Linked DNA regions of Homo sapiens: region 1 is linked to region 2. The links are chromatin loops, found by intact Hi-C in ENCODE. Cell type or tissue: uterus. All regions are shown on one strand. Each heading gives the region's core, and the rest is flanking DNA. Links, peaks and the distances in the headings are about the cores only. Region 1 overlaps GAS1RR (GAS1 adjacent regulatory RNA). Region 2 has its middle 20 kb from the start of LINC02872.

Region 1 (2,809 bases), core at 295-2,794, 180 kb before region 2:
CTTGGAATACTTGCTCTGCAGAAGCCAGTCACCACGTAAGACATCTGGACCACCTTCAGACTCGCATGCTGTGAGGAAGCCCATGCTTACTATGTGTAGAGGATACATGGAGAAGGAAAGAGATGCCTGGCCAGCTCCCTGCTGTTTCAGCCATGTGAGTGAAGAAGGCACCAGACTTGTGAGTGGAGACACTAACTTGGATGTCCAGCCCAGCTGAACCTTCAGGTGACTCCAGCTCTAGCTGCCATCCTACTGAAGACACATGAGAGAGACCCCAAGCCAGGGTCAAGATCAGCGTGAAGCAAGTGAGGCATTTTGGTGCAAAATGTAAGGAGGCATTGACCTTCATAATTGGGCTCCAAGACTCCAAGAGTGAGTGCCTCCTTAAATTTTGTACTTTAGACACTACACTCACCTTTCTCTAGTTCTGGTCTTGCCTCAAGCAAGAAGAGCAGAGCTTAGCTCAGTCAACCCAAAGAATCCTGAGAAATAACAAAAAAATATTCTTTTAAGCCACTCAGTTTTGAGATGGTTTGTTATGCAACAATAGAGCATTAGAACTTTTCTTCCTGTCCAATTGCTTAGGTGAAAGATGCTAGTATCTGCCTGAATTCTTTCCTTTTCTTCACATTCTACATTCAATTAATGGCTCATCATAGGTGTCAATAAAATATTTGATAAGTTGAATGAATGAAGAATCAGCACTTCTTGTCTTCTAAATCAGCCAACTCAGAACTAGTCCAAATCATTTCTACTACAAAGAACAGTAATAAAGACCCTGAGAGATTAAAGAATACAGAATAGTTCTGAAGTTTTAAAATATAAAATTATATTTCCAAAAGGGTTGACTGGTTCAGTGAAAGAACAAAAACCTCAATCAACAAATACCAATTACCTTTTGGTGCTTTAGCAACATAACCCAGATAAAGTAGGAGGAGATAGACTTCTGCCCTCAGAGGACTCAACAATATGTCACTTGGCCATTTGGAGTTGTCAGAGGCTCTAACCACTTAGCAGAAGTCTTAAGTCACAGACACCCTGTATTAGTGTGTTCTCACACTACTATAAAGACTGGGTAATTTATTTAAAAAATAGGTTTAATCTGCTCATGGTTCAGAAGGCTTTATAGGCTTCTGCCTCTGGGGAGGCCTCAGGAAGCTTACAATCATGGCTGAAGGCAAGTGGAAGCAAGCACTTCTTCACATGGCTGGCAGGAGAGAGAGAGCAAAGGAGAGGGGTGCTACACATTTTCAAACAGCCAGATCTTTTGAGAACTCACTCTCACAAGAACAGTATGGGGGAACTCCCTCCATCCCTTCCCCATGATCCAATCACCTCCCACCAGGTCCCTCCTCCAACACTGGAGATTATAATTCAACATGAGATTTAGGTGGGGACACAGAGCCAAACCATATCACATTCACTCTCTTGTTTTCTTTATTTACTTGCATTCTTAAAACCAGAAAATATTAATACTTCAGTTTGTGGCAGATACTGCATGGAAACCAAGCACCATCTACTCTAGAATTCTACATTAGACTTTGTATCCTGAAGGTTTACCTCATTCTTCACAAAAGTCTTCCCTTTGTCTGTTGCCTTCTTAAGAAGAATTAATTCTTGGGAACAAGATAGAAGGATGGGAACCTCATGTAGAAGGAAATCCCTTTCATGCACAGTAAAGCAGGGTCATTCTCCCAGCTAATGATCTGGAGCCTCCTCCTGAACCCCAGCTTTGCTTATATCTTCGGCAAGGACCATCTTCGCATCTTTGAGCCCTATTAATTCCATCTAAGAAAAATGTTGTTCACATTCACCCTCCCTGTCTTCTCATGTCCTGGTTTCTTCAAGGTTTTCTTCATTGCTGAATACCAGGTCTTTCCCAACTCTCCTCCAAACCAGGGATTGTAAACCAGAGAAGCATCTCTAAAGGACTCGGGAGCTTTTTCAAAATACATATGCCTGTGCCAACTTCATTACACTTGAATTCTTCCCCAGGGGCCAAGGAATGTGTACTATGGAAAAAAACAAACACACACACAATGGCATATTTCTGCCTCAACCACTCAACATCAGTGGTTGCTAGATTTTGAGATTTCAAAGATCCGTTTATTTTCAAAAAAAATCTGGAATATCTTTTAAAAAAAGATGCCAACTTTTTATTTTATCAAGCATTAACAAACAAACAAACCTACTACTACCATCTGTTAACACCAGTGTCTTATTAAATAAAGAGGATTTGAAACCCCAAAGGCAGAGAAAGAATAACCAGAGAATACAGGCGAGTTGAATACATTTAGATATTTAAAGGACTTACTATATTGTCCTATTTTTTTTTTTTTCATTTTAACTGAATTTACGACACAGGGGAAACTTCTTCAGAAACTTTTGCATCTTCAGACAGCATTTTGGAATAACTACTCTAAAGCAATCCTCCATGCTGATGTTAAATGAGTCGGATGAAATCACTACTCCACTTAAAAATTTATAGTGACTCCTCAGGAAAAAGTCCAAGGTCACTACCAGTGTTACAGCAGTTTGAGGTCTGGTGCAGTGGCTCATTCCTGTAATTCCAGAACTTTGAGAGGCCTAGGCAAGAAGATCACTAGAGCCAGGAGTTTGAGGCCAGCCTAGGCAACATCGCGAGACCCCATCTCTACCAAAGAACACCCACAAAAATTAGCCAGACATGGTGATGCGTGCCTATAATTCTAGCTACTCAGGAGGCTGTGGAGGGAGGACAAAAATTAGCCAGACATGGTGATGCGTGCCTATAATTCTAGCTACTCAGGAGGCTGGGGAGGGAGGATCA
Region 2 (2,809 bases), core at 90-2,589:
CTCCCTGATTCTATCCCTCTGCTTTTCTTCAGTGTGTGTGTGTGTGTGTGTGTGTGCGCGTGCACACACACACACTTTATTTTTCTTTTGTTTTAATGCAGAAACCAAAGTACTTTTAAGCTCTAAATTGGACCTATAATTTCTCTGCCCAAAATCTGCCAGGGGCTTCCATCCCTCTCAGAATAAAATTCAAAGTTTTCACTGTAGCTTATAAAACCCTCCCTGATTTGGCCCCTGCCTCTATCTCATATCCTGCAACTCTTCCCCCACATTCACTCTGCTCCAGCCACTCAGGCTATCATCTCAGGACATCATTATTTATTTGTTTCTTCCAGATATTGTCCATCTGGCTTCATTCAGGGCTTTGCTGAAATGTCAGCATCACACCACCAAAAAGTGATAAACATGTGAGGTGACGGACACATTAATTAGCTTAATTTAGCCATTCCACATTGGGTATACACATATATCCAGTCATCATGTTGTACACCATAAATATATACAGTTTTTGTCCATTTTAAATAAATAAATGTCACTATCAAAGACAATCCTCTCTAATTTATTTAAAGTATACAGATACTTCCTTCTTTTTCTGTCTACTTATCCTGTTTTCTTTTTCCTTCACATTCACCACCACCTGACATGGGATATTTATTGGTTTGTCATCTGTTGCCTCCACAAGAAAGTGAGCTCCATGATAACAATGGCTCAATGGCTTTGTTTGTTTCACTGCTGTTTTCCAATAGCTTTGAAATATAGGAGATGACCAAGAAACATGTGTTTCCTGAATAAATTAACTAATGAGAGCATTTTATAATAATAGAACCCCTGTATCAGATTGACTTAGTCATCATCCATCTTTTGACCATCTTCTTTGGGCCACAATACCAATTGCAAAATAAAAACATTGAGAAACTGAAGACAAATGTGCTCATGAAAGATGGCGTTGATAACTATTTTAAAATATTTTTACAAACACACTGAGATGGTGGTTTGGGTCATATATTAGTCCAAAAGGAGAAAATCAAGTGGTGCCTATCTGTCAAAGAAAGATGGAAACACCAAGGAAAGTCAAGGCTTAATATGTACACATTGGCTAAATGAATCAAAGATGTAAGCACTAGAAATTTTTCAAGAAAATTTGTGTATGACACTTTGATGGCCCGCGGAGGACTCTGAGTCACTGTATATCTATTATGTTTCACTGATGATAGATGTAATCTGTCTCCTTGGCTCTCAAAAGTAAGAAAACACCTCTACACAGGAAAAACATAATAAATTTTATTTGCAAATTAATATCTCTGACCATTGTTCTGACACTCTTGAAAAATGTTTCAGATGTGGAAAGAGTTCTTTTGAAAGATTTATTTTATTTGCTTTAGCAGAGCATGAGAGCAGTGATGCACTGACACAGAGAGTGGGGAAGGGGTGGCTGTGTTTTATTTGCACTACATTTAATTTGTGTTTGACACATGTGCAGCATGGGCTGGTGGGAAGAACCTGGAGCATGAATGGAGAGATGAACTATGAAAACCTAGACATCAAGACATCCAGGCCTCCAACAAGGATAAAATCCCTACCTCTCACCTTGGTCTCCATGTGCCTCTCTGCTCACTATAATCTAACCAAAGTGGCTTTACTCTAATAATTATTAGTTGTTTAGGAAATAGTTAATAACTAAATATTTCTCTGATACCTAATAATGTTAAACTTCTTTTCATATGTTCACTAGCCCTTTACATTTCCTTGTTTGTTTTTTGTGTCGGGTTCGGAACTTTCTCCTTCCTCTGCCCACAATTCATTCCCCTGATCTTCCCTCAACTGTCCCTTCTCCTCTCTGCTACCTCAACACAAATATCACCTCCTCACACTGCAGCTGACCATCCCATGCAATGACACTCCCACCCTGCTCACGCTCTCTTTCTGACATTACCCCGTTTTATTTTCTTCTTAGACTTTACCATTGTCTGCAATTATCTTGTTTCCTTATTTGTGGACGTGCTGATTAAATGCTCCACCCCTTTTGTAACTGAACAAAATTTCCGTGAAGGCAGAGACTGTGTCTGTTTTGCTAAGATCTGTGTCACCAGTACTGGAGCTGTGCCTAATACAAGTATTTTTTGAGGGAGGAAAAATGATGTCTCGTTTCTGAACCTGAGCTCCTTGTCTCTAGAATGAAGGGTTGGATGAGATCAGTGTTCTCTAAGTGGGGACCCAGATCAGCAGCACCAGCCCTGCCTGGGAACTTGTCAGAAATGCAGGTTCTCAGGCCCTTCCCAGACCTGCTGCTTTGGAGACTCTGGTATGGGACCCAGTGATCTGTGGTTTAGCAGCCCTGCAGATGTCTGGATATGCCCTGGAGTGTGAGAGCATCACATGCTCTCTGAGGCCTCTTCTCTTCTTTATGCTTAACTTCTTGGCTTTGTTAGTTACAAAGGTTATTTCATATATAGAAATGAGAACAGAGAATAACTCAGTGACTAGCCTGTTCCCAATGGCTGGATTGAGCAAATCTTAGCATTATGTTGTATTTATTTCAAAGTACTTAAAAATGCATTTCAAATATAGTTGAAGTTTACTGTATATGACTTTTTCCCAGTCCCATTCTCCTCCTATTTTCTACAGAGAGAAGTCACGATAATAAATTCAGTGCTCATCATTTTCAAAGTACTTATATAAATTTACATTTCTGCTAACAGGGCATTAGAATTGCGATTTCTCCATATACTTCCAATATTTGGGATTTGTCAGAGATTTTAAATCTTGTGAATTGATGAATGTGAAATATTATTGGAATGTTAATTTGCGT

Evidence for each region. A loop is a pair of places that touch in the nucleus more often than their neighbours do. Peaks named below come from ENCODE experiments on the same cell type or tissue, not always from the same donor. Only the 100,000 strongest peaks of a DNase experiment are listed, where the experiment ranks them.
Region 1: a loop joins it to region 2, with 7 times the contacts of the local background. A loop is called at or near these places in 7 of 110 quality-filtered maps.

The regions. Positions count from the first base shown.
Region 1 is chr9:86,950,846-86,953,654 of GRCh38, forward strand. It overlaps GAS1RR (GAS1 adjacent regulatory RNA), which reads left to right. Exons shown (of 7, transcript NR_049794.1): 2 at 22-154. Among named protein-coding and RNA genes, the nearest start is that of GAS1RR, 3.6 kb to the left of the region's middle. In uterus, for the core only: no CTCF peak of the experiment used is centred there; no DNase peak of the experiment used is centred there.
Region 2 is chr9:87,126,997-87,129,805 of GRCh38, forward strand. No RefSeq gene overlaps it. Among named protein-coding and RNA genes, the nearest start is that of LINC02872, 20 kb to the right of the region's middle. In uterus, for the core only: no CTCF peak of the experiment used is centred there; DNase peaks (open chromatin) are centred at 254, 1,165 and 1,455; H3K27ac peaks cover 1,920 bases.